Regions from separate parts of the Mus musculus genome. Here all the other regions are linked to region 1. The links are chromatin loops, found by intact Hi-C in ENCODE. Cell type or tissue: left cerebral cortex. All regions are shown on one strand. Region 1 holds the start of Aftph (aftiphilin). Region 2 has its middle 65 kb from the start of Gm32142. Region 3 holds the start of Lgalsl (lectin, galactoside binding-like). Region 4 overlaps Gm46273 (a long non-coding RNA gene). Region 5 holds the start of Sertad2 (SERTA domain containing 2).

Region 1 (5,000 bases):
ATTTACTGATCTAGAAATTACAATGCTGGATCTAACTTGCTATTCGTGTGAGAGATATCCATGTATATGGCTACCATAGGTACTTTGTTTTAACAAATACACTTCTGGAGAGTGTTAAAAATGATCCCTACAAATGCCAACGTTTAGAAACTTATAAAATATGGTAAACTAGGCTGCTTATATCAACGCATTAGAGTTGAAGCAGAGTTCCCCCTAGAGTTTAGTATATATTTCTCTAATAGTTCAACAAATGTAAAATCTGATTTGAACCTTTCCAAAGTTCCTATCCCCACCACTATCCCCCCCCCGCAAAAAAAACACCTCGTGAAAGATATTTATGCCCTGAAGTTTGAGTAAAGTTTTACTTCTTTTAGTAAGAACTCTGAAACAGAACCAACGCTCCTTTGACGCTCCCTGCCCCCTCCCCGTTAATATTTACATGTATGAGTCAGTTCTTTCCTCAACCGCAACAGATTCAGATTCAGAGGGACATCACGCTATAACTTGAATAAACCAACAAGGTGGGGGCGGTAGGAAGCACAACTAGTCTCCGTTTCCAAAGGGAAAAAGAACCCACCACCGTTCACCCTCTGTCCCCGGCAGCACCTGCCACGTCGGGAGCTTAAAGAATAATGGCTCAACTTTCGGACGCAAGGAGGGAGAAGACACAGATAATTTCCTGAGGAGTGCCTAAAAGGTCCTCTCCGCAAGGGACACAGCTCTGGGCCGTCTCTGTCCGTTGGAGCATTCAGAGACCCTTCGAGGCGGCACAGTCCTGCAGCAGCCGGCCTCGGGCCTCCGCGAGGCAGACAGTGTTTACACCTGTCACGAGGGAGGTGGGAGCAGGAGGACGCCGGAGCGGAGCCCCAAACTTCTACACAGCGGCCGGGAGGGAACCCCGGCGCGCAGCTCGGGGCGGGTGGACGGCGAGAGGCAGGGCGGGCCACGGCGGCCGGGAGGGCACGGCTGGCTCTCCTCGGCCGAGCCTGGGATGCCGAGCGCCGTGCCACTCGGCTTCGGGCGCTGCCAGCGGCGTTCCGCACCCGCGGAGAAGAGCAGAGCCCGCGCCGGAGCTCGCAGGCCCGCACGCGGGCCGACGCGGGCAGGCGCTCCAGGCCGGGGCGACTAGCCGGGCCGGGTCCTCCGCACCCCGGGAGCGCGGCGGCAGCACTCACCTGGCTCGTCCCGGGCGGCCGCGATGGGCATGGCTCGGCGGCCCGGGGAGGAACTGGCTCCCCGGGGAAGGACCGGTTACTCGGACGCTGAGCTGGTGAGGGCGGAAGGGGAGCTGTTCCCAGCCCTGTCAGCGGCGCGGCGCCATGGACGCCCACCCGGAGTTTCAGCGCTGCCGCGGGACCCCCATCCCACTACCCTCCGCCCTCTTCCGCCGCCGCCGCCGCCTCCGCCTCCTCCTCCTCCGCGGAGACCCCCGCCCACTCCACACACTCTCCCATCATGCAGCGGGGAACCGCTGCTGTCCATACGTCACTTCCGGGCGCAGGTGGCTAGGTCGGGGCCGGGCGCTGGTGGGTGCCGGGGTGGGGGAGGACACTCCAGGGGAATTAGTGTCACAGACTTCTTACTTCTGCGCAGGCGCCGTCGTGTGGAACGACGTTCGCCATTTTGGTTGCGGGCAAACGGTCTTTTTTCCGTACTCACTGAAGTGTGGGCTGGGGACGTCCTCCCTCCCCTCCCGACCCTCTGAGGCAGCGCTCCGGGCCACAGACCTGAGCTTCTCTCCGCCCAGTACTTTCCCGATGAGCCGGGGAGAGGGTTAAGTTCCGCCTTGGAATAAAACTGCAGACGTATGGAAATACGGAACCAGATCTCTGCTGAAAAACCGGCTGGACAACATTCAGCAGCTTGTCCTTTTTGCCCGGAATAAAAGACTTTCATTCCCTTCCCTTTTTATGTAAGCCAACAAAAGAGGAAGCTGTTATTTAACAAACGAGAAGTGATTGTCCTACTTAAGACGAGAAGTCAGCAGGCAAACTAACAAATGGTCTTCTACAAAAATCAGTCCAGAATTGTGTTGGTGTTTGGAGAAGATGATCATTTTCATACATCTTTCCAATCAACTTGTGCATTTGAGCGATTCTATACAATAGAGGTCATAAGAGGTTTTTGTTTCCATCGGTTCCTGAGCAATTGGTCTTTTTTTAATAACATCTCCCCGTCCTTTATTATGACTCTGTTAGAAACCATTCCACTGTAAAACTCAGACAAAGCTGCAGGATTTTTATTCCTGTCTCAGACGGTGAACCCTGGACTCTACCCTACAAACCCTGAGCCCTGCCGGGTTCTCTTTCTGCCCACGCTGAATTATTTAAAATAGTTCCCAAACCGCAAAGCTCAGCAGTAACCGAAAGGAACAAGGACTGAAAACACCCGTCATCTCAGAGAACTGTCTAGCCCTTTGACTGGAGGAATTACACACGTTGAAAAAGATAAGGACAATAGCAATTCATCATGGTTTATCCTGCCTCTGCAATGTTCTAGACAAATTAACTTGAAGAACTAAAATAGACCCTCATTTGTCTCCTCACAATTCAGTCATTGCAAGATAACAGAGACTGCATTGCTGCTTTGTGGTTATGCTGAATATTTTTGTTATTGGCCAGTCACTGAAGTGAGAAAAATCTATATGGCTTGTCAAATTTATTCCTTTTGTATTTCGCCCCCTGCTGGTGTAGCTCGTGTGCAAATTAAAAAAAAAAAGTATGTCACTGTAAAACATGTTTATTGTCTGAGAATGAAAGTAAAAAAAAATGCGTGTAAAACTGAAAATTAATTTATTTCAGACAAACATATGTTTGTTTTCACTTGATAAATCTACCAAATAAGTACTGACTAAGATCCGAAGGAAACGTTTGAATGATGATTTTCAAATAATTTAAACCAATCAAAAATGTTTAATATAGTGATTCTAAACATTAAAAGGAAACCGTGCAGTTTGGGAAAGTATCTTCCCGATTTCACAAATTATATGATTACCAAATGATTATCTTTGTTAGGTAAGTGAAGAGGCTAACTCTGTTTACTTAATTTTTTTTTTTTTAAATCCATGGAAGCTGAGTAGCTATTTGTTCAAATGACTTGGGAGCACAATCAACCTACCTGTAATTGGATACTCTTACATGTGATTATGACATTTGGCATCAAGAAAAGAAAAACGCCTGACCACTTCTAATTTTTTCTCCTATTCAGCCTTGTTAAACAACTGAAATCATAATAAATAGTAAAGTTTATACTTATATTACCCCTTTTAGTCAAATGTTACATTGTAGTGCTATTGTTTACCTCTTAGACACTCAAATTTCTTTGACCTCTAAAAGCTCTTCCAGGGGGGAGGCTCTGTGAATCATACCTTAAGTAGAGAAACCTGCATCACACACAACACAGAGGGAAAACCCCTGGTTTTCTACTTTTATTTTGAACCAGGTTCTCCTATAACCCAGGCTAGTTCTCAGCCTGTAAACTAAAGAGGATCTTGAACTGATCCCCTATCTCTACCACCCAAGTGCTGTGATTACAGGTATGTGTCACCATGTCCACTATTTTTAAATTTAATGAAGTAGATGAACTACCTCTACAATAAAGACTTTAGGAGCCCAAAGAAAGCAATAGGAGAAGACACTGGAAGATAGAAGCTCAATGCTTATTCACTGGAAGAATGAAGGAGTTTCACCCTGTTGCTGTACCTCAGGGACTTTCCAAGTTTTCTTTAGTGTCTGAAATCCAATCCCTGTCCCTTCCACTCTAAGGCTGCTCTCATGGCTGTCCCTTCTCTAAGTATTCACTAACAACAGAGCCCCCAGAAGACTGCTGGTGAAGTTCCCTGCTCTCTCTGGATGGATACTCTAACCATACCAATTCTCTTCCCTCTCAGAGCTCATAGTGAGCCTCACACTTCTGCACTTAAGCCTGGGATGCCAGCATTCCAGCATTTTATTCTCTGTTGTCAGAAAGAGAAACAGCTTGGACTATGAACAAAGAATTATCTTTGAGACAGAATAGACCAGGTGTGAACCTCAGCAACAGCCCAGAATCTTACTAAGAACCTTCCCCACCTGCAAAAATCAAAGAAGGGTCCCTACCTCACAGACCTGTTATCCAGAAGAGATGCACATTATAATGTATGTAAAATATCCCAACAATGCTAAGAGTCTGTCTCATAGTGTAAACTTTATTGTCATATCTTCCCCAAGACAATTTTAATTCTTAATTAATTCTCCACCCTTACTCCTTAGCTGATGACGTTGAGTAAAGTCTGAAGATATTCTTGACTATTACAGTTAAGGTGGAAGTGCAAGTAGAAGCTAACAGGTAGAAGCTGGGGACCCATCGAAACCTCCTGCAATGCAGAAGAAGCGAGTCTCTATAGCAAAGAACTATCCAGGATGTCAGTCATGCCAACTTTGAGAAATCTTGCCCTAGGGCATCCTTGGACTGTTGATATTGCCTCCACTAATTCAAACCACTAACACTGCTAATCCTAGGTCCCAGTCACTAAAAGTACTTGGACAGTTTAGGAAGTCTGAACATGTGCTAATATTAAATATAGCCTTAGGAATGAATTGTTAATTTTTCAGTACACTAATAAAATTATGGATTTGTACAATGATATACAACCATTTCTAAGTGTTTGAAATGCATAATTCGGTTTTAAATGGCTTAGGGAAAGAGATCCATGTATACACAGAGATAAAATGAATATAGCAATATTCTTGACTCTGAGTGATAAATATACCAGTGCTTGTCATACTCTGCTTTCTATTTTCATGCTATTTAGAATGTTTTTTGTAATAAAAAAGGGCTTTTAAAATACCCTAGCATACAGATGAACTATGGACTTATTTGCAAATTATTACACTCCCTAGACAATCACTCTTTTTTGTTGTTGTTGTTGTTTTGTTTTGTTGTTGTTGTTTTTTTGGTTTTTTTTTTGTTTTGTTTTGTTTTGTTTTGTTTTTTTGTTTTTCGAGACAGGGTTTCTCTGT
Region 2 (5,000 bases), 200 kb before region 1:
TTGGTGAGTTGTCACCCATATTGGGGTGGACTTTCTGTGGCATGACTGCAAATGAGTAGTCCATGTTCTGTAAGTAACCCCAGGAAATTCATTGATTCAGTAAGTTGGCCCTTTGTGATACTTAGCTTTGCCCTGGGTAATCAGACATTTGTTTCTGTCTCCCCAAGAACAGCAGCACACAGCACTTTCTACTCAGACTTATGCACAGCAAATACGCAAGTGATCACAAAACGATCATAAAGTAGAAGCCAGGAGAGAAATAGATGTGAGAGGAAAAAAGAATAAGGACAGGAAGAAAGAGAGGTGTCTAATGAAGTGGTTAGTGTGTCAATACTCAAATCACCTGAACTATTGCTTAAGCAGCAAATAACCGATAGACCTGAGGGGAGACCCAGGAATCTAGCAGGCCTTCCACACTTTAAGAAATATTGGAATAAGGAGGGCACAGAATTCTAAAGTGACACATGGTAAGGATTGGAGGCAAGCCATAGCTCTTCCACCACGAGATTGCTAACCCTTATTTGGAGATCTTTCAGAGTCAAAATCTGTTCTTAGTACCATTATGGTATATACAATAATTCACTACATTTACCTATCTATAAAATGACCTCATAGAAGAATATATATATATATATATATATATATATATATATATATATATATATATATATATATATATATCTAGCTTCTGGAGAGATGGCTCTGAAGTTAAGAGCACTTTGCTGCCCTTGCAGAGGACCCAGGTTTGGTTCCCAGCACACACACAGCTGTGAGAGCAGCTTTCTTTGACTCCAGGGGATCCAATGCCTTCTTTTGGCCTTTATGGGCACCAGGCACTAACATAGTACACATAAATAATAAATACAAGCAAACACTCATCTGCATAAAATAAAATGTAGTACAGTAACCCAGATTAGGAGTAGTGGAGTGTTTTGTTTGTTTTTGCCACAGTGAGGGATCCAGCTAACATTGTTCACCTTGTACGAATCACTAGGCTGACAGTGAGAACACTAGGTCCCCTGCCCTGTATAGCTCCAGTGTAGTTTCAACACACGAAGAGAAAATGCATAAATGAGATGTGTGTTGCAAGAAGTTGCTGGCATAGTTCATTTTCATTAGTAGATTCTGGACCAGAAGGTAATCACGGAGTCAAGCTGTGTCACAATTAAGCTCCAGAAAGGTCTGGGTCCTAAGGTGAGCACAGTTAAGGAAAGCCCCAATGTGACCAGAGTAAACATTTGTCTTCATTTTTATCTTTTTCCCATTTTTAGAGCACTGTGGATTTCGGTTATCTCGGGATGAGGGTGGAGGTGGGGGAGTCTCACCCACTTCAAGACCCTAAAGCAACATTGTCTCACCAGTACTTGACTTATTTCAAAAGTGGGTGTTGGGTATTCCAGTATATTTGAATATGAATGCAACTGTTTTAAGCCCCAGGAAAACACCTCTGAATCCAGGAAGCCAAGAAGTCAAGGCAGTAGGGATGAAACAGGTTTAAGGGCCAGCCTGCGCTACACAGCAAACACTAGGACAGCCAGGATCAAGTATCGAGACTCTGTCTTAACAACACCAGAAACGAACAATGCATTTTGTAGGTAAGAAGATGGGTTTTGCCAGCGTGTTTGCTTTTTGGGGGGGATTTCTTTCAAATCCTAATGCATAACAATGGGTTAAAGTCTGTGAAGTGATTACTGGACAACAGCCAAAATATCGAGGCACGCCATAGCTCCTGGGAATGAGTACTGAGTAGGTGCACTCTGGCACTGCCTTAGGGTTCAAGGTGAGGGAGTGGGAGAGTGCAGAGGGACGTTTGGAGAAAGCTAAGATACACGCGTACTGCAAAGCCCGAACAGAGTCGTTCACACCAGTTTAAGAAGTGCCTTTTCCAGAAACCCAATAAAAGAACATGTGTTCTGAGGAGCTGTTTCAACCTGTCTACACCCTAGGCGACTTCCCCCACAAAACGGGCAAATCCTGGGCCAAAGTGATTGCCACGCCTTGCGTCTTTGGCTCCTGAAATCCCAGAGCACGTGCCCACAGGGGCTGTTTTAGCAGTGGACACTATGGACGCGGATCAAGTTTGGATCGTATCCACTCCGAATCGGTCCGCCCTGAGAGTGGGCTTGGCCGGCAGGTCCACTGGCAGGTTTCGCAAGGGGCCCGCCCGCGCGCCCCTCCAGCCGGTCCAGGGTTACGCCGCCAGCTGCGGTGCCCCGCCCCGCCCCGCCCCGCCCCGCCCCGCCCCGCCCCGCCCCGCCCCGCGCGGCCCGGCTCTCACACGGTTACTTGCGTGACTGACTCGGGCCGGGCGGGCTGGAGGACCGCGCGGGAGGAGGGAGCCAGAGCGCGGGCCCGCCCGCTCCTCACCGCCAGCCTCTCCTCCTCATTGGCCACAGGCCGGCGTCCATCACCCCCAGGTGGCGCTCGGATTGGCGGAAAGCGCACTTCTAGAACGAGGAGGGCAGAGTGACTCCGCGGGTCTCCCGCGGCTCCTTTTCTCCTCCTCCTGCTCAACGTCCACCCACCTCTCCCCACCCCCATCACTTCCCCCGCCCGGTGCTCTACAGTGTCCTTAGAAGACTCATTGGGCCAGGGGCGAAGCCAGCCACCTAGCGAGCCTCACTGCCATTGGTCTATGATCACGCCCGTCACGGCGGTACGCCCTGCCACTGGGCAGCCTCGCTGCGCTCCCGCCCCGCCCGCCGCCTCCCTCGCGGCTCTCCCCAGCCCCCTACCCCGCCCGCCTCGCCGCTCCTTCCCGGTCCAGCTGGGCGGGGACTGCCCTAGGACTCTTTAAAGTCTGTGAGTCACTGCACAACCTATCAATCCAATTAAATGTCTTGAGCGAGCCGAGCGGGCGGTGCTCCCCGCCGCCGGCCGCCCCTGCTCTCGGCGCCCCGCTATCCATGGCTGGCTGGCTGTATTCCTCCCGGTGCGCCCTCTTCCCGCATCTCGCCAGCCTCGGCAACTTCCCTTCAGCTAGCCTCTGCCCCCAGGCCGCCACGGCATGGGCTAGACCCCGAGCCGCTTCTTGCCGTCTCCCGTCCAGTCCGTGTGCGGTATCGCCCCTTTAGCCTGTCTCGCCCATCCCCGCCGTTTCCCCGACAGTCAGTCCATCCCTCGGTCGGCTTTCCTCCGCGGGGCAGCGGTGGAGGACCAGCGGGCTCCGTAGGAGCGGGAGCCCCCACCCCGCTCCTCCTCCCGCTCCTCCGCGCTCTCACTCGTCGGGATCCCCGTCCCACACCTAGGGACGCGCCGACCGACGTCCTCTCCCCGCGGCCGTACGACCCGCCCGGGGGCTGGACCCGGCGCCCACTTCTTCGCGGAAGGTGAGTACCGAGTGGGGTTTGGGGTGGGGTGGTCTGAAAAAATAAATAAAAAAAAATGTGGTGGCCGGGCCACTTTTGGGCAGGGCAGGGATCAGGTTGTGGCTGGAGGTTCCCGGTCGGCGTGGATGAGGAGGTGACTCCCTCCTTCCCTCTCTCGCTCCCCCTCTCCACCCCCCCTCCCCGCCCTTGACACCCTCCTTCTCCTGTCTTGCTGTACATGTAGGTATTGCCAGACTTCCACCAGCGGGGCATTATGCCGCCTGTGAAATAATTGGTGCTGGCATGCTCTCTGTCTTTTGAATGCCTAAGTGAGCAGTAATAGTCTGCGATGTGATCTGATAGACTGAGTGCCCCGCAGAAAGTGTAAAAATGCCTAATGGGGGCACATTTTCCTCTAAATCGAAGTTAACTTTCATTCAATAAAGGCAAAGCAAAAGGTGTTTGTAATTTGAGTGCATGGTGATAGAGGAGAATACTGGTTGCCTAATGGCTTAGTTTTTATTTTGAAGCAATTTTATAGGTTTTCTTGTGAAAAAAAATGTGAATTCAGTATTAAAGGTTCTGAAGTCTAAACCTGTTGGAAGAGAGCAGGTGAGAAGGGACTCCAGCATGGTATGTCCACTTCGGTTTTCTCTTGCTCTAGGGAGGCATTGCAACGCAGAATTCTGTCTTCGTCTTTATGCACAGAACAGCTTAGAGGTTGTTTCTTTGGGTATACAAATTTTGTGTTCTTGACTACTCTTTAAGCAACATTATTCTACAGAATTTCTTCAGTTTTTAATTTGGTTTCTCCATCTTAAATGCCTCCGGACTACGAATACCCACCACTACCTGTGTCACGAGAGTCTTGCTGTATGGATCTTTAGTATTTATTTTGAGGTGAAAGAATGATAAGAAATGGTTACTCCGAGTTGGCTTCCAGGGTTGCTGTTTAGAATTCATTAGTTTTAAGTCGCTATTACCCTCTTGAAATGGAGTTCTGCAGTAGTTGTCCACAAGATTTAAATTAGGCCAAACCAAACATATTTTGAAATATTAAAGTACAGCAAAGACCTCTTAGTAGTTCATTTTCTACTTCTCTTTCAGACTAACCAGAATAAGTTGTTACTAAATTTAATTTTAAAGAATAGACTGTTCCTGTACTGAAATCTGCCAAGTTGCTACAGAAAGATTTCTTTTTAAAGAGCAGAAATGTGGTTATGATCAGTCCAAAGTGGTGAAGTTTAAAAGTGACTTATATGTAAATGTTGCTTTAAAGAAGCACTTGTCACCAGCTTCAAGACCTTTCAGTATATTTCAGGAAGACCTACACAGAGCCTTTTTGAGTTGTTTAATAAATTTGCATGTGACTTTTTTCATGAGGCTGAAGCCTCAGAGCACAGGGCATCCTGCTGTCTGAATTTGAATTTTGCCAGTATCTTTCCCTCACTGGCTCTGTGACCTTGGACAAGTTTAAAATAATCTGGACCGTAGTGGTTTTCTCCAGTTGTTTCTCCAGAAAGGCTCCTCTTTAAAAGACCTCCCCTCCCCCAAAGATGAATAGAATGCTCGCCATCACTGCTGGAAGACAGGTATCTGCATAGACTTTCAGAGTGAAGTCACAGGGGCTGAAGAGATTGCTCAGTTGGTTGTCCATTTTCTGAACTCAGATTCTCAGTACCCACAAAAATG
Region 3 (5,000 bases), 89 kb after region 1:
AGTTAAGTACTTAGCAATTAGGTATGCATATATGCATCCATTAACTAAACATATGGTCTGAAGAGAATCAAGAGCTACTAAGGCAAGCATTAACATCTATCAGCAAACAGACTTCTTTTGTTGTTTTTTATTCTTTTCTCTCGGCCTCGAGACAAGTTCCGGGCAACAAATTTCTTGGACATGAAGAAATTCTTAAAGAGCTCTTGGCACACAGTAGATACAGAGTAAGTAGGGGCCCTGCCAACACTGCATCAGGCACTCAAGGTACCTACCCTGAACGGCTGGTCTGGGATGAATGGAAAGTAAGGGATTGCCGACTGCTCCTCGCCTCTTTCTCCTGAGATACAAGAGTTTCTGAGCAGCTGCCGGTCTGTGAACACAGCTTTGAGTTCAATTGCCACATCGGCAGGAGGATCTTCAGAGTCTCCACAGGTCAAGCTGATGGCAAAGCTAAAAAGAAAACAGTGTCACTTAGCCAGGAGTCAGATGTAACATTTTAACTTGACCCAGTTCCTCCTCCAGTGGGTTCATCGGCTTTTAATGGGCTGCTACTGTTTACACAGTTTAAACACAGACACTAAGGATTACACTCAAACCAATAGATTTTGTTACCTAAAGTAGGCTCTGGTGAAAACTCCAGTGGAACTGAAAATAATTACAACTGAAGACTTCAAATGCCTCAGGCCACCCTTGCATTAATCCATCTCAGAGTTCTCAAAAACAGCCACAGAACTTGACAAGGGAAACATCTTGTAAGTTTGGTTCTTATTTATTCTAACAGGTTTGGTTACGACTACCGTGTTTCAAAACCATAAAAAAAGAAGTCTTTTGGCCTTCTCAAGGGTCAAAGATTAACTGTAGGCCTATTTTTATCATCACTGATATAAATAGCTATCTGCAGAGATGATGGCTAGGATTGATACACATTCTTTTCATGGGAACATGGTACTTTCTTGGCACTCCTAACTAGTGACACTGTGCAAGTAGGGTAAGGGGAGGAGGCAGCCGCGGGACTCAGCAATGGCAGGGCTCTGCCCTTACCTTTCGGGGTTGAGATCTACGATGCCCATCACTAATACCTTCTTGCCTGGTCTCATGCCACCTTTAATGTGCCCACAAAATGGAACTATCTGCAAAGGAAGAGGGGAGAGACAGGATGTTTATGGGCTGTTAGAGACGAGCCAAACCCTCAGCCCTGAGAATCAGACCCATTAGAAAGCAAGGAAATGCACCAGAGGGGAAAAGGATAAAGGCAGAGACACGGAGCACATTGATTTACCAGTCGTGGGAAGTACACGTCGGCTTGAACTGGAGAACCCAAGGAGTTGTTTAAGTGCCCATCATCAAGTTTCTAAAAATAGAAGCACACAGATTGGCTTTCCACAGACCCTTGTTTATTAGGGAGTGAATGGAAGGATGAGGAATCAACACAAATCTGTAGTGATCCAGCAGCCCTCCACAGACACACATACATATGATGCCTCTTTATAGCCCATTAAATAACCGCGAAACAAAACCCGGCCTTTCCATCCGGTCTAAGCCTCTGATGATCCCCAGGCTCTTGAGACCGGATCAAATTCAAGGTCGCGGCCCACCCGGGAAGCAAAGCCCGTGTAGGTGGGCGGCAGGCCCCTCTCCAAGCACAAACGCTCCCGGAGTCTCTGCCCCCTGGCCTGTCCTCGGGGACGTGGCTGGAGTGCAGCGGCAGCGCTCGGCTTCTCTCCGGAGCCCCCGGCGCGGGACCGTTTCCAAAGGGGTAAATCCCGGACGCCGGGACCGCGGCCCCACACTAACCCACGTGCACGCACACGCGCCCAGCGCGCACCTGGCCGGCGCCCTCCTGCCCCGCGCCCGGGGCCCCCCGAGCTCGCACCCCGCGGCGGCTGACAGGTACCGCGCTTCCCGCGGCACCGCGGGTCCGTAGTCCTTGCCCCGGCCCTCTGAGCTACCCGCCTCGCGGGAGGCCGCTGCACTCACCACCACGGCGTCGCTGTCGGCCACCGACCCCGCCATGTTCCTGCAGCGAGCGCCGGGGACGCGGCGGCGGGCGCGGGTCCGAGCCGGGCGCGCGCACACACGGGCGCGCGTGCACGCCCCAGGCTGGCGCGGCCGCAGGCCCGGGAGGGGGAAGGGAGGCGGGCGGCGCGGAGATCGCGGCGGCGAGGGGATGACGGTGGCGAGGGCCGCAGTGCGTTGGCCTGGGGTGGCATTTAAAGGCGGCAGGGCTCGGCTCGGGAACCGAGAACCGGGAACAGGGCGGGGACGGGGCCCGGGAGCCGCGGCTTGCTAAGCGTGCCCTGCCCTACGGCCATTGGACCACGGCTGAAGGCCGGAGGGCGGTGGCCTGTCGGCGGGAAGGTGGGTGGGGCTGGGGAAAGGGGTGAAGGGAGGGCCCAGGTGGGCCAGGTGACAGGTGCTGGGGACACTCCTGGTCGGTACCCTACTCACTCACCTCCTTCCGCATCCTGGGGGACTGTGGGGGTGGATCAGGAGTGAGGTCGAGAGAAGGTGGAGGACTCCAAAGAGGAAGACCTGGTATGGCTTCTTTCAGAGAATTCCAACCTAGTGGGAGGAAAGATAGTTGCACTGTTTGGAGGAGAAGGAGAATGGAGGTCCAAGGCTTGTACATATTTGACCCTAAATAAAGAAGCAGCCAGGACTCTAGGGGGACAGTTTGCTGAGCGCCGACCAACCCTCTGTTCCCAGGGAAGCGCAGGCTAGTGTCGGGGTCCCGGAAGCATTCTTCAGCAGGTGCCCGGCCAAGCCGCAACTTGAAGTGGACACAGTTTCTGTCCTTAGCTATTTTACGTCACTTGCTTAGTTTGGGGTAATGGAGTCTCCAGTCCTTCTTTGTGTAATACTTCCTAGGGAATACACTCCTCTTTCACGCTAAGGCTCAGACTCCTGTAATGGTATCCTGACACTAGCATAATTATGTAACTTCTCAGATAAGGCTGTATCAACATACTCTCTATTAGGTGACATACTCGGCTTGCCCAATGCACTGTGTGAATCACCACACTAATAAGCAAGGAGCTTGAGCAAGTGAGCTGCTACAGTCCCAGAGGGGCCCTTTGGGGGACCTGGCGTCTCTGCAGCTTTTGTGTCCCTTTATGGACCAGTGCTAATCATGGTAATCTCTGTGGGACAGGGAACATGCCTGTAATCCACAGTCGGAGCCTTTGTGGAAGTGGTTCTCAGAATTAGAGACTGAAGAGTTGTCATTGTGGCTCCCATTTTGCTCCTGTTTACTCATCTGAGCTTGAGAATCACACCTATTAATTATTCTAACATACTAGGCAATTACAAGAAACTTGATATTTTAAAGTCATACTTTGATTCTCTGAATTTCTAAGAGTCAGCATAGGGAAAAAATCATTGAATTATTTGCTATTAGCTAAGCGTGGTACAATATATCATGGTTATTATAAAGGGCTGGTGTCTTGGGTCCAAATTTAGTTTCTTATTACTGATAGTAGCGTGCCTTAATTTCTTCATCAGACATGATAATAATTACTACGATGATCCTATCTTGAATTACTGTGAAGATTAATAAATTGGTTCACACACCTTCCCCAGAAGAACACTCAGCACATTCTAAGCAACAGTTTTGAGTGTCTGCTGTTGACCAAGAGCTGAGAATTAGCAGGGGCATTGCTGAAATTACATTGTAGCGAGGAGAGGCAGACATAAGCAAACTTGCAAGTATATAGGTAGTAAGACAGAAAAATAAGGCGGGGAGGAGGAGAGTGCAGGATGATGCTATTAAAGTAGGGTAGTCTGGGAAAGTGACATTGAGAATTCTGAAGGAGGGAGGGAGAAAGGGAGGGAGGAAGGGAGGGACAAAGGGAGGGCTGGCTCAACCTCCAGAAGAGGTTGCTGGCTCAGGAACTGTAAAGATAAAGTTTGCAAGATGGGACCTGTAGATTAATGCTGGACATGTGGAGCAGAAGTGAAGGCTGAGGTCTTGGAGACACCTTTTACTTGAAGGGAACAGAAAGACACTGGAAGTTTCTGAGCCAGGGAGAGGAGGTTTGGTTTTGGAGGTTCTGGGGAGCAAACCCATGGCCTTGTATGTGCAGGGCAAGCATACTGGCACTGAGTCACATCATGGACCTGTACTCTCTGATGTTGACGCATCCCTGTAGCTGATGTAACAAGGGCCAGAGAACAGGCAGCATGTAGCCAGGGCAGGAGGACAGGAGGAGGGGGCTCAGGTTCTGTGTACCTGCATCTGTGCTCACAGATTTCTGACATTGTGAGGAGACCATTGCCTGCAGCTGGGCCACCACCCTGCCCAATTGCTCTAAGAACTGGGACTCAACAAAGATTTGCAAAATATCCCACTGCTGAGGTTTGTTATCCCATGATGCTGATTCCCTCAGACTCCCACTGGGAAGGGAAGCCACAGCCCACTCTAACAAACAGGGCCCCACACACTGCTCTAAGTCCATTAGGCACTTAGTTTTTAATAACTGTTTTTGTCAAGCCAGTCTCCACTCTTATGAGCAACATTCACACAAGAAAAAAAAAAAAATCTCCAAACTCAGCATTCTTTGATTGCCTACTTAGGTAGGAGGGCACAACTTATCAAACAACTTTTCTGTATTTCAAAACATGATTACAGGTTTTAATTATTTTAGGAACTATGGCCTAGTTATCAAATGATTCTTTTAGACATACACAGAATTTTCTCATACCCAAACAATTAGGAGAATGCTGTAAAACTTGGCAGTCAACACTAGTTTTGAACATTTCATTAACTTCGGTTATTTATGGGGAAGCTAGATTCAGCCTCCGGTGTGTGTTTTAATTACAGACCAAAATAAAAGCCTCCCTCTGAAGAAGATGGTCATGACCCATTCCCTAGAGGAGCGTGGGGCTTCAAAGATGCAGTTCCATGTCCCCTTGTCCCCTTCCACATGGCAACAGAAGCCTGGCAAGGAGGAGGCAGAGGACCCTGCTTCTGCCTTCAGAGCTGGTGCTGTGAACAGGAGGTG
Region 4 (5,000 bases), 170 kb after region 1:
AGCACTGACAGAAACACTCAGTCATTTTGCATTTCACTGCTGCCAAGTTTTCTGTTCAAACCCTACATTCAGTGTGGCCCATGAGGGATGGGACCCATAGCTTACGAAGCCATAGTTTTGAAGGCTGGGCATCTGAGATAAAGACGTGGTGGGTTCTGTACTGCAGTGGGGCAGGGGTTCTCCCCCAGAAGTTTTCTTATAATGAAGTGACAATGGATAGATTAGTACGAGAAAAGACATAGGAACCTATTAATATGTGTGACGCAGTAACACAGTGCAGGCCTTAATCACACTCGCTTTCCAGGCCTTCTGTGTCAGCCCCCCACCCTTGCAAGCCTCTCCCCAAAACATGTTAAGATAAAAATAATAATTTTTGAAAGTCCCATTTGTGTTGTCAAACTCCCAGTGGCCTGTCCCTGAGAGAGAACTGAGTCCTTTGCCTTCCACAACCCTGCCAGAAGCGTCAGTTATGGAGAGCTACACCTCAGCACCCTATCACACTGTTGTAAGAGTTCTCTTCACTGGCTTCCTGACGAGGCTGTTACTTTTGCGGGGTAGTTGGGGTGGGTAGAGGTTGTCACAGAAGCCTTCCATGTCCCTTATTTCAACTGTGTGTCTTCAGTCATCCATATCACAGCAAAAGAAGCCTCCTTGCTCTTCACAGCCAGTGGGGGATGGGACTGGGCACACATGGCATGGTATGGATGACCAACCCAACACAGACTGATGGATCACAGGGTCCACGTGGTTTCTGGCGACAGCACAGACCACAAACATAGCTCCCCTCTGCAGTAGGACCCCTGGCCCAGACAAGCCCTGACAAGCCCCGAGAGGCAGTGGGGCGCAGAGTTGTTAACACGGCCTGCAGCTGTAGCAGGCCTGTAAACATCAATGCATCTTCAGGCTGCAGCACAGACCGCCGACATCCTCATGGTGGCCACTTTCTGTAATCTTCCTGTAGATGTGCCTCCAGTTCATGAAACCTTAACCCAGTGCTTCTCAACCCACGACACCCATAGGGGGTGTTGACTGATCCTTTCACAGGGTCACCTGCGACCATCAGAAAACACAGATATTTACATTATGAGTCATAACAGTAGCAAAATTACAGTTATAAAGTAACAACAAAAATAACTTTATGGTTACAGGGGGTGGGGAGTCTCACCACAATATGAGCAACTGCATTAAAAGGTCACAGACAGCATTAGGAAGATTGAGAACTACTGCATTAGCCAAAGAAAATGGCTTTCTTCCTAGTGATCTGGTCTTTAAGAAGGCAAGGGAATATTAAAGTAAAACCCTTTCCAATATCTGGTGGTTGCAAGGACCTGTAATTTAACCACCAGTGTTAACAGGGCAGGCTGTCTGGGGAAAGATACATTCAGCTCCCAAAAGAGTCCTCTGAGGGCCTACTGTGTCTGAGACAGCTGGCTCCTCATTGTGTCCTCATGGTGGGAGAGGCTAGGAGCCTCCCCTCACACTTGTCCCCCAACTCTGCAAAGTCCAAAGTCTCTCACCACAGGAAATCCCATAGAGTAAGCGGTGAGGAAGAGAAGGCTGGGACTTTCTTATGAACAATTAGACTTCCTATACCCAGACAGACACTGCCAATGGAAACACTATTGGCCCAAACTGCCGTTAACCGCCTGATCTGGTGGGCATCATGAACAGCTTCATTTTAAACAGACATAAGCCCCAGCAGTGACAAGGAGGCCTGAGGGTGTCAATCACTTTATCTGCTCACTGACAGTGCCTGCAGGTGTGGAGAATGCTCCAGATGTAAGCAGGAAACTGCTTTGGAATCCATCAGCCCCAGCACTGAGCTCTCAAGGTTGGAAGAGGTGCTCAGAATTGAACTGGGGACAATGAGGTCCTGTGCTCCCCTGGAAGGGCAAGGCCTAGCATAAGAAGGCCTGAGGTCAGATTGTGCTGGCAGCTCTGACCCGGTGGGGACAGAAGACTCAGCTGTGCTCATAGAGGGATTCGCCTTTTTCTTTTCTTTCTCCTGCACCTCCTAAGGAAGAAAGTGTTTTTCTTCCTGCTCTTCAGGGGATGGCAGAAGTTGAAAAGGAATATATTTATAGCTGGTAGCGAACTTAGGGTCTCAGCATCAGGTCTAGTAACCTCCTTCCATGACCGCATCTGAAAAGGGTGGGGTGGGGAGCAGCAGAGGCACAAGGGAGGAGGGTGCCTTGAGCTGAGACAGTTTGCTGGGTAGTTCTCTATCATCTTGAAACAGATTAGCGTCATCCAAGAGAAGAGAACCTCAATTGAGAAATGCCTCCATAAGATCAGGTTAAAACAAGCTTGTAGGGCATGATCTTAATTAGTGATTGGTGGGGGAGGGCCCAGCCCACTGTGGGTGGGACACCCCTGAGCTGGTGGTCCTACGCTCTATAAGGAAGGGCTGAGCAAGCCATGAAGATCCAAGTCAGTAAGGGGCACCCCTTCGTGGCCTCTGCACCAGCTCCTGCCTCCAGGTTCCTGACCTGTTTTGAGTTCTGACTTCCTCTGAAATATGAACAGAAATATGGAAGGGTGGGCCAAATAAACCCTCTCCTCCCCCAGTTGCTTTGACCATGGTGTTTTATCACAGCAATAAGAAGCCTACCTACAACAGATAGGAAGTTGATTTATGTTTGTGGAATGGATTGAAGTAGCCCCCAAGTCTCTAGCAAGATTAGTACTTCTCTCAGAAAACAGAACCTCACAGGAAAAGGAAGTGTTTGACGGCTGGAAAACGCAAGGGTCTGGCGCCACCTAGTGTCTTTTCCTGCAAGGGGCTGTTCTGCCTACGATGAGAGACAAGAGTTTGGTGGGAGATGCTGAAAAGCCACAGTCCTGATATGTCTCAGACAAGGTTGTTGGTGGAGGGGAAGGAAGCAGGAGTGACTCAAACGTAATATTTAGAGTCCAAGTCTCAATAGATTGGCTCACACTAGAAAAAACAAACAAACAAACAACTTGGTGCAATTTGATGGCTCCCGTGTTTCTCATTTTCAACCCAGTTTTTTAGAGCTCTCAGAACCAGTACACGGGCTGTTTACAGATTCCTCAATCTGCTTGTCACCGACCCCCTCAAATCTTGACCGTCAGCTTCAATGATGCCAAGTTCTGGCTCAGCACCTGACTACCCTCTAACTTTAATGTTACAGCCTCTGTGTGCTGTTTCCTGTCATTAACTTATTTATCATTCAGAGAAATGGCTGCAGAGTGGCTATTAGTACCCTCCGTTCCACACATGAGAAAAACCAGTGCTGGGGAAGGGAGAAGGTATCTGACTGCCCCACATGACTACACACGCACGTGCATTTTTCAGGGGTGGGAAATACTGGTGTGTGTGTGTGTATATGTGTGTGTGTGTGTGGTGTGTCTTGGGACATATTCTCCTCAGATAAGAACTGCTGCAGGTGAACACATGTGCTGTGGAGCTCTGCAGGGTGTGAGGTGCATGCGGGTGTGGGGGAAGGATCGGTGTGAGGGTGTGAACATTGTAGAGCTCAGGGGGCACCCACTGTGCCCTTTCGTACCCCCCGCCCCCCGCACAAAGAAGTTTATCTTCTTCAAAATGGATTCCAAAACACAATACAACCTCCACACACCCCCTCACAGACCACACACACACACACACACACACACCCCACAAACCCAACCTCCACACACATCCCCGAAGACCACACACACACACACACACACACACACACACACACACACCAGTGTTTCCCACCCCTGAAAAATAATCAGTGTTGCTTATTTTTTAGAGTTAAACTGGAAGACAGCTTTTCCAATAAAAGTGTGGTGGCCGGGACTGCATGCACGTCCCTTAGCGGAAGCGGGACAGGCAGAAGCAGGACGCTCTAGTCAGCATGTGTGATTTGCAGGAGGAAGGGCCCCAGAGGCTATTTCCTGTGTCGCTGGAAGGACACAGAAGGGAATTGTCTGTGGCTATCCAGCAAGGCTAATGCAGCCACAAGTCAGCAGTGCACCCCAGCCCTCACAGGAAGTACCACACACAGATACAGCTTGGCATCCCCTCTCCTGATACACCCACTTTGAAAATCTCCTGATTCTTCACAGGCTTTTTCTAATTTAAGACGCCTCCACCAGCTTGGCAAATGTCGAGCTTCTCCACTACAGAGGAAATGGCTTGGAGAGGCTCCAGAGGAACAAAGGCCTCATTAGGATCAGTCACTTATTCTGAGTACACATGGCCAAGAATCTTTATTGATGATCTCATATACAAATGCAGTGGTAATTAAGACCATAATGCAAATGACTTTAGCTTAGTAACTCCCTCTGTAAAAGAAATTTGCAAAATTAAGTCTGAGATTTTCGAAACTAGGTCTTTTTAAAAAAAAAAATCCCCTCTATTATAATTAACCCCTTTCCTCCATGCCATCCACCCCTTGGTAATGAAATTAGTTTAAAATAAAATCCACGGGACACTGGCACAGCAGCGCTGCCTCTTGGACATGCTGGTCTGTGAGCCATCCAGGAAGCAGAAGGGGAGGGGTCTTCAGGGCCAGTTAGAAGAGGCTAGCTGTGTGGCTACACACAACAGGAAAAATCCCTCCTTGCCAGGGCAGAGAAGAGGCCCCTCAGCTCGCTTCTGTTCTGTTTCTCTCAAACCTGACACAAATTAGCTTCCTTTCTAAAGAAGACATGGCTGGCTACTTTGTTGCTCTGAAGGTGCTGGGGAAGATCAGAAACTCATCTCTAGGTTGTGGAGGTCAAAGAGACAAAGCTTCAACGAGAAAGTCTGGGACCCCAGACCCCGTCCTCCAAGTTGCAACCGTCACTGGCCTCAGCTCCTCTCTCCTGATCTGCCCCAGCAGAGGGCAATGCCCACCCACCTCAGTTTATCAAGAGCCCAGATGAACTCTGTGGCCTGAGACAACTGTGCCAGGAGCTCCAGCCTCCCTAACTTTAACCCCAGTTTGATCTTTGTCAAAACTAAAAAAGGACTAAAATTGTCCTGAGCATGTCTTTCCTTCCAGAAG
Region 5 (5,000 bases), 110 kb before region 1:
CTCTATAAAGAAAAAAAAAATCTGGCCCAGCCTGATTGTGTATACCTTTACTCCCTGCAGAGGTGGGAGGCGGGGGCGGGGCGGGTTGCGGGGGCAGGGGAAGGCCAACTTGGTCTACATAGTTCCAGGACAGATGGAGCTATGAAAAGAGAGCCTGTTTCAAAGTAAAAGCCTTCAGTCTTTGAGTATACCTCAAAAGTTCAGGGAAGGTGCCCTGAAGAGATGGTACCGCAGTTAAGAATACTTACTGCACTTGTAGAGGACCCCAGATTGGTTCCCACCACCACAGGCGCTCACAGTATTCTGTAACTCCTGTTCCAGAGGATCTAGCACCCTCTCTGGCCTCCATAGGACCAGAGCATGCACATGGTTCCCAGATACACCCTTACTCGTAAAGTTTTTGTTTTTGTTTTTAAGTACAGGGCGATCTTCCTTTATCTTTAAACGTCTCAGATTAGGCAGGATTGGCTAGATTGCTGTGCCTGGCGAGAAGGAGCAGGGAGACAGAAGTACCTGATGTTGGACCACACTGGCAGCTGTTGACGCTGCCACTTCACACTTTGACTAATTGGTCAGATATACCAGATTCTAGAAGTTGGTTAAGTGAAATTGTAACTCATGCACTGATAAGCCTCTAAGTCTTCAAAAATAGAACTGTGCGATATCTCACCCCAGAAGCAACTCTGGGCTGCTTTCCTCAGAACTCAGACTTTTAGGTAAGCATACATAGAACATAGACTTCAGACAACATGTGTTCGTTCTGTTGACACACTAAGATGTTATTTTAATTTTGGCTTTCCTTTTGTGCAGGAACACTGTATTTGGGTAGCCATTTGTTAAAAAATATCCAAGTGTCATAAAATTCTGTGTCTTTTTGCAAACTTCAATTCATGAATAACAGTTTCAATTCATTTTAAATTCAACAGAACTAAATACCTCTGGCCTCCCACAAAGACATCACAGGAAGATTATTGTAGCTACTATTTCAATGGCGGTTTCTTAAAGTGAGCACTCAAAGTCTAAGTGAGTGGGTAATTAGAGCCAGGAGGGGTTAGTGCTGTCTCCAAATGCAGAACTCTAGAAATGAAAACCATCTTGGCTCTCCAGCAAAATGTGTGAAAGTTTATGCCACTGAGCAAGACCTCATACTCTATGCGATGCCATTTTGTGCTATTATAATGACTTGCCAGAGAGATATACAATTAGCTGATATTGGTTATACCTCATGAAACATGTATATGAGATTTTGATAATGCCAAGGATTTGCTAAAAACAAACAGCAACAACAACAAAAACCTTTTTACTTCTCTAATTAATAAAACCTGACATTGTCTCCTTTACCGTTTAGCACACATCATAATAATAATTATTATAATTATTAGAGACACATTCTCACTATTTAGTCCTGGCTGGCCTACAACTGCCTATGTAGACCAGGCTGACCTTGAACTAAGAGAGATCTGCCTGCCTCTTCCTACCTAGTGTAGGGGTCCTACAACTGGTGATGGCTCATATTTAATTTTGATAGGATCATCAACTCGATTGATAACAAATCATTACAGAACAGTTTGAGTTGGAATAAATTTGTCTTGATGTTTAAGACCTTTATGTTAGGTCTTAAAGCTTTATTGTCCTTAAATACAACTAGTGTCATGGACCATTAAACAGCAAAGTGGTCTGAAGAGAAATTATTGATTGGAGTGGCAGCCAAAATTTTAAAGTGCCTGAATTTCTTTTGTAATATCTTTATGTAGAATGCATATGCCATTTTAAAGGTAATGATAAATGTTCCTGTTGAGCTGTCCCTGGCCTCTTAGTTCTCTTAAATTCGAACCACTTAGGCACATGCTAATACTAAGGACAATATAAAGCTCCTTGCTAAGTTTGAGTAGTTAAAAACATTAAGGATTTTTTGTTGTTTTGGGGTTTTTTGTTTTTTGTTTTTTAAATGGGAAAGATAAGGCTATCAGCGTGAAACTTGTGGGCAGAGGACCACGCCTCCAGTTCCCTGTGTTCTCCAAGCGTGGTCTCCCTCTGGTTGGCTGCATGGTCTCCATAAAGGATGCAACTCTGGTATGTCCGACCGACTCCAAAGGTACTAGTTGGTGACTCATTTCAACTTCTGTCGTCAGCTCCACACGGAGCCCTTGGCCCCTCCCCCCATTCCCATATCTCCGAGGGCCATTGGTGGACCCTATCCTCCCGCCAGCCGGCCCAAGTGGCCAAATAGCTCGGATGCCTGTCATATTTGTGGTCGCGCTCCTCTGCGGACTGTGCCAGCGCTGCCGTCTTTGTCATCACCCACTCTGTCATGTCTGTTTTCCAGTATGTGGGGGCCATTAGTGGTAGTAGTGGCGGTCCGGCTTGGGCGCTCCCATTTCTACCTCTCCTATTTAGCTTTCAGTCCACAGAAGAGGCTGCATAAGCTTGGTGTCTGTCCGCCGCTTCCTGAGAGTTCACCCTGAGGGAATCTGCATTTATGGCACTTGGGCGGGCCCGGGGCGGGCCCTGCGAAGCTGAGGCGGGTCCGGACCGGCTGGAGGCGGGGCCTACGGAGATCTGGACCTGAAGGCACGGGTGGGCGGGACCTATAGTAGGAGGTGGGAGGGGCAGGGTGGGGCCTATACTGCAGGGGCGGGGCTGGTGGGGCGGGGCCCGGCCAGGCAGGGGGTGGGGCCTACGGGGCCTGGCCGGAGCTCGCCAGAGGCTCGCAGGCGGACGTCACTCCCGCACGGCGAGTGCTGGAGCACGAGCTGTACCTCTCTCGGCCCGGGCGTCCACTCCGCCCGCCTCCTGCTTCCTCCAGGCTGCCCGCCGCCTCCACCATTGTATAATGTTCCCGACTCGCAAGCAGAGGACGCCGGAGTCGTAGCTCCGGCCTCGCCGAGCTCCCTGCTACCGTCGGCCCCGCGGCGGGGGCGCCCCGCATGGAGCGGGCATAGCTTGAGGGGTGGGCGGAAACCCCTCCGATGCGTTAGCTCCTGGTGGACCTGCTTGTGGTGAGTTCCGGGCCGAGCTGGAGGCTCCCCGGGGTTGGGCTCCGGCGGGCGAGGGGCGGTGCTGGGCTGGGCCAGGCGGGAGCCCAAGGCAGCGGAGGCCGGACCGGGCAGGTTGGGGAGCACCCGCTGGCCGCCTGGAGACCCCGACTGTCACGACCTGGGGCGGGGTCCGGGCGGCAGGGGCCCGGAGCTTTTGCCGTCACAGCTGGTGTGTGTGTGTGTGTGTGAGTGTGTGTGTGTGTGTGTGTGCGCGCGCGCGCGCGCTCGCTGTGGTGGCTCTGGTGCTGAGAACGTGCGAGACTTTTTTTTTTTTTTAAAGATTCCGGTTGCTGGCAGGGAGGCTGCTTCACTTTTGAGTTCCGTGTCTGGGTTTGCATCCAACTTGCTATATTGTGTTTCGAGAGTTTCCCGGTGGTTTTGCGTTAAAACAGTTCTCTTCACCCTCTTTTCTTCCGTGCCCAAGTGAATTGATTTTGGATCCAAATGTTTATTAAACTTAATGCCTTCCTGGTTTTTAAATTAGAAATCTACAAGTCATCTTGGTGTTAACCGCCTATGACGGGGCAGAGGGGGGGCGGTGCTGAGGGGAGCCAGCTGTCCCGACGCGTAGACTTTGTACCATTGACACTGGGCACTTCAGAGGACCATTGCGTCGAGAGAAAGTACTGAATTGTTCATATTTTTCTTAACTATAAATTGTCTTAGCTTTAGCCGGAATGGTAGCAAATCAGTAGAGTTGAAAATTGAATTGTAAGTTTCGCAAAGCAGTGAGACTGTTTTAGAATAACTTTTTGCTCGCATCTAGGTAGTTTCAGGAGTAGAAAGTCGGTTTTGCAGGCACTGAGTGGAGGGCAGTCAGCAGGGACAGACTCAGAAACGGCAGATTTTATTTAAGTAGAATCAGTCAAACCCTAGCTGGCTTTCAGGAACAGTCGTTGTTTTCAAGCTTTGTTCTTGAAACGTGCTTTTGAATTCCTAGTATTTGTTAAGAAGTGTTCAGAACCTATGGAAAAGGGCCTGGAGGTTGTAGTCACCAGTAGGATGGCCCAGGCCCTAACTGTTCAGAATTGCTTTTTGTAATTTTTGTGACTGGCAGGAATGAGGTGGGCCTGGGCTCCACTTAACCTCCTGGAAGGCTCCACACCAGAGAGCCCTGGGTCTGCTGCTGGGTTAGTTGCTTACCCAGTGGCTACTTCACCAGAGCCCTTTAATATCATAGTATCCCGATTTGAGGGTGAAGTTATTAAGATTTCAACTCTGGCATGAGCAAGAATAATTGTGGATCTTTACTTTCCTGATAATTTTATAAAAATTTCCTTTATTTGAAAATACACATTGCTGGCCTGGGTTGTGCTGGCATACACTTACAATCCTAGCACTAGTGGATCTGTAGGAACTCAAGACTAGCTTGGTCTACACAGTGAACTCAGGGCCATCCAGTGATTGTGTTCAGGTTAGGAAGGGTTTAAAATGATGTCTTTCCTCTCCTAATTAAAATACGTTCAACTGTTATGTATGCTTCGTGGACTTGGTAGCTCACCTTCCCTCCCTCTCCACCCAGGTCTGTTCCTTACTTTATTTCAACAGGTAGGGACTCACATTTTATAGTAACTCACTGTGTAGCAGGAGGTGTCCTAGGAATAGTTTTATTGTCATGCAAGTGTCACAGACTGGTAGGTAACAGCTGCTCAGGCCAGCTTCTGATAAAAGAACTGAGAAAAGAGTTAGACTCAGATTTAGAAACTCTCGCCCATTGCTGAGTTACCCTACATAACAGCTTTTTAAATTTAATTAAGGAACAGAAATAGAAATTTATCCAGTTACCACAACTAAACAAAGTGGACATGACAAACAAGCATAGTTTTTTTTGTTTGTTGTTTTTAAGTCACTTAAATTTACCAGTGATAGCTGACCCTTATTGGGGGGGAGGGCGCATTTTAAACAGTACTCCCATGGTAAAGTAAAAGTTACATAGCTCTAGCGTGCCTTACTTAAAATGTT

What was found. Peaks named below come from ENCODE experiments on the same cell type or tissue, not always from the same donor. Only the 100,000 strongest peaks of a DNase experiment are listed, where the experiment ranks them.
Region 2: a loop joins it to region 1, with 9 times the contacts of the local background. A loop is called at or near these places in 9 of 42 quality-filtered maps.
Region 3: a loop joins it to region 1, with 5 times the contacts of the local background. A loop is called at or near these places in 3 of 42 quality-filtered maps.
Region 4: a loop joins it to region 1, with 6 times the contacts of the local background. A loop is called at or near these places in 4 of 42 quality-filtered maps.
Region 5: a loop joins it to region 1, with 11 times the contacts of the local background. A loop is called at or near these places in 8 of 42 quality-filtered maps.

The regions. Positions count from the first base shown.
Region 1 is chr11:20,740,131-20,745,130 of GRCm38, forward strand. Aftph (aftiphilin) reads right to left here and starts at 1,426. Exons shown (of 10, transcript NM_001290545.1): 1 at 1,176-1,426. Gm46272 (predicted gene, 46272) reads left to right here and starts at 502. Exons shown (of 1, transcript NR_168691.1): 1 at 502-3,259. In left cerebral cortex, a CTCF peak has its summit at 2,680 (motif pointing left); DNase peaks (open chromatin) are centred at 541, 798, 1,576, 2,401 and 1 more place; H3K4me3 peaks cover 2,968 bases; H3K27ac peaks cover 2,568 bases.
Region 2 is chr11:20,540,432-20,545,431 of GRCm38, forward strand. It overlaps a transcript of Sertad2 not described here. Among named protein-coding and RNA genes, the nearest start is that of Gm32142, 65 kb to the left of the region's middle. In left cerebral cortex, a CTCF peak has its summit at 2,393 (motif pointing right); DNase peaks (open chromatin) are centred at 2,056, 2,445, 2,597, 3,575 and 2 more places; H3K4me3 peaks cover 3,001 bases; H3K27ac peaks cover 2,240 bases.
Region 3 is chr11:20,828,997-20,833,996 of GRCm38, forward strand. Lgalsl (lectin, galactoside binding-like) reads right to left here and starts at 2,112. Exons shown (of 5, transcript NM_173752.4): 1 at 1,978-2,112; 2 at 1,280-1,351; 3 at 1,042-1,130; 4 at 273-450. The coding sequence starts at 2,013. In left cerebral cortex, a CTCF peak has its summit at 2,576; DNase peaks (open chromatin) are centred at 317, 1,311, 1,551, 1,751 and 2 more places; H3K4me3 peaks cover 3,218 bases; H3K27ac peaks cover 2,276 bases.
Region 4 is chr11:20,911,384-20,916,383 of GRCm38, forward strand. It overlaps Gm46273 (a long non-coding RNA gene), which reads right to left. Exons shown (of 2, transcript XR_001780166.2): 2 at 218-1,050. Among named protein-coding and RNA genes, the nearest start is that of Gm32293, 3.4 kb to the right of the region's middle. In left cerebral cortex, CTCF peaks have their summits at 2,765 (motif pointing left), 3,924 and 4,820 (motif pointing right); DNase peaks (open chromatin) are centred at 2,760, 3,026, 4,039 and 4,811; H3K27ac peaks cover 1,207 bases.
Region 5 is chr11:20,629,275-20,634,274 of GRCm38, forward strand. It overlaps Sertad2 (SERTA domain containing 2), which reads left to right and starts at 2,703. Exons shown (of 2, transcript NM_001038625.1): 1 at 2,703-2,999. In left cerebral cortex, no CTCF peak of the experiment used is centred here; DNase peaks (open chromatin) are centred at 2,169, 2,529 and 3,231; H3K4me3 peaks cover 2,321 bases; H3K27ac peaks cover 913 bases.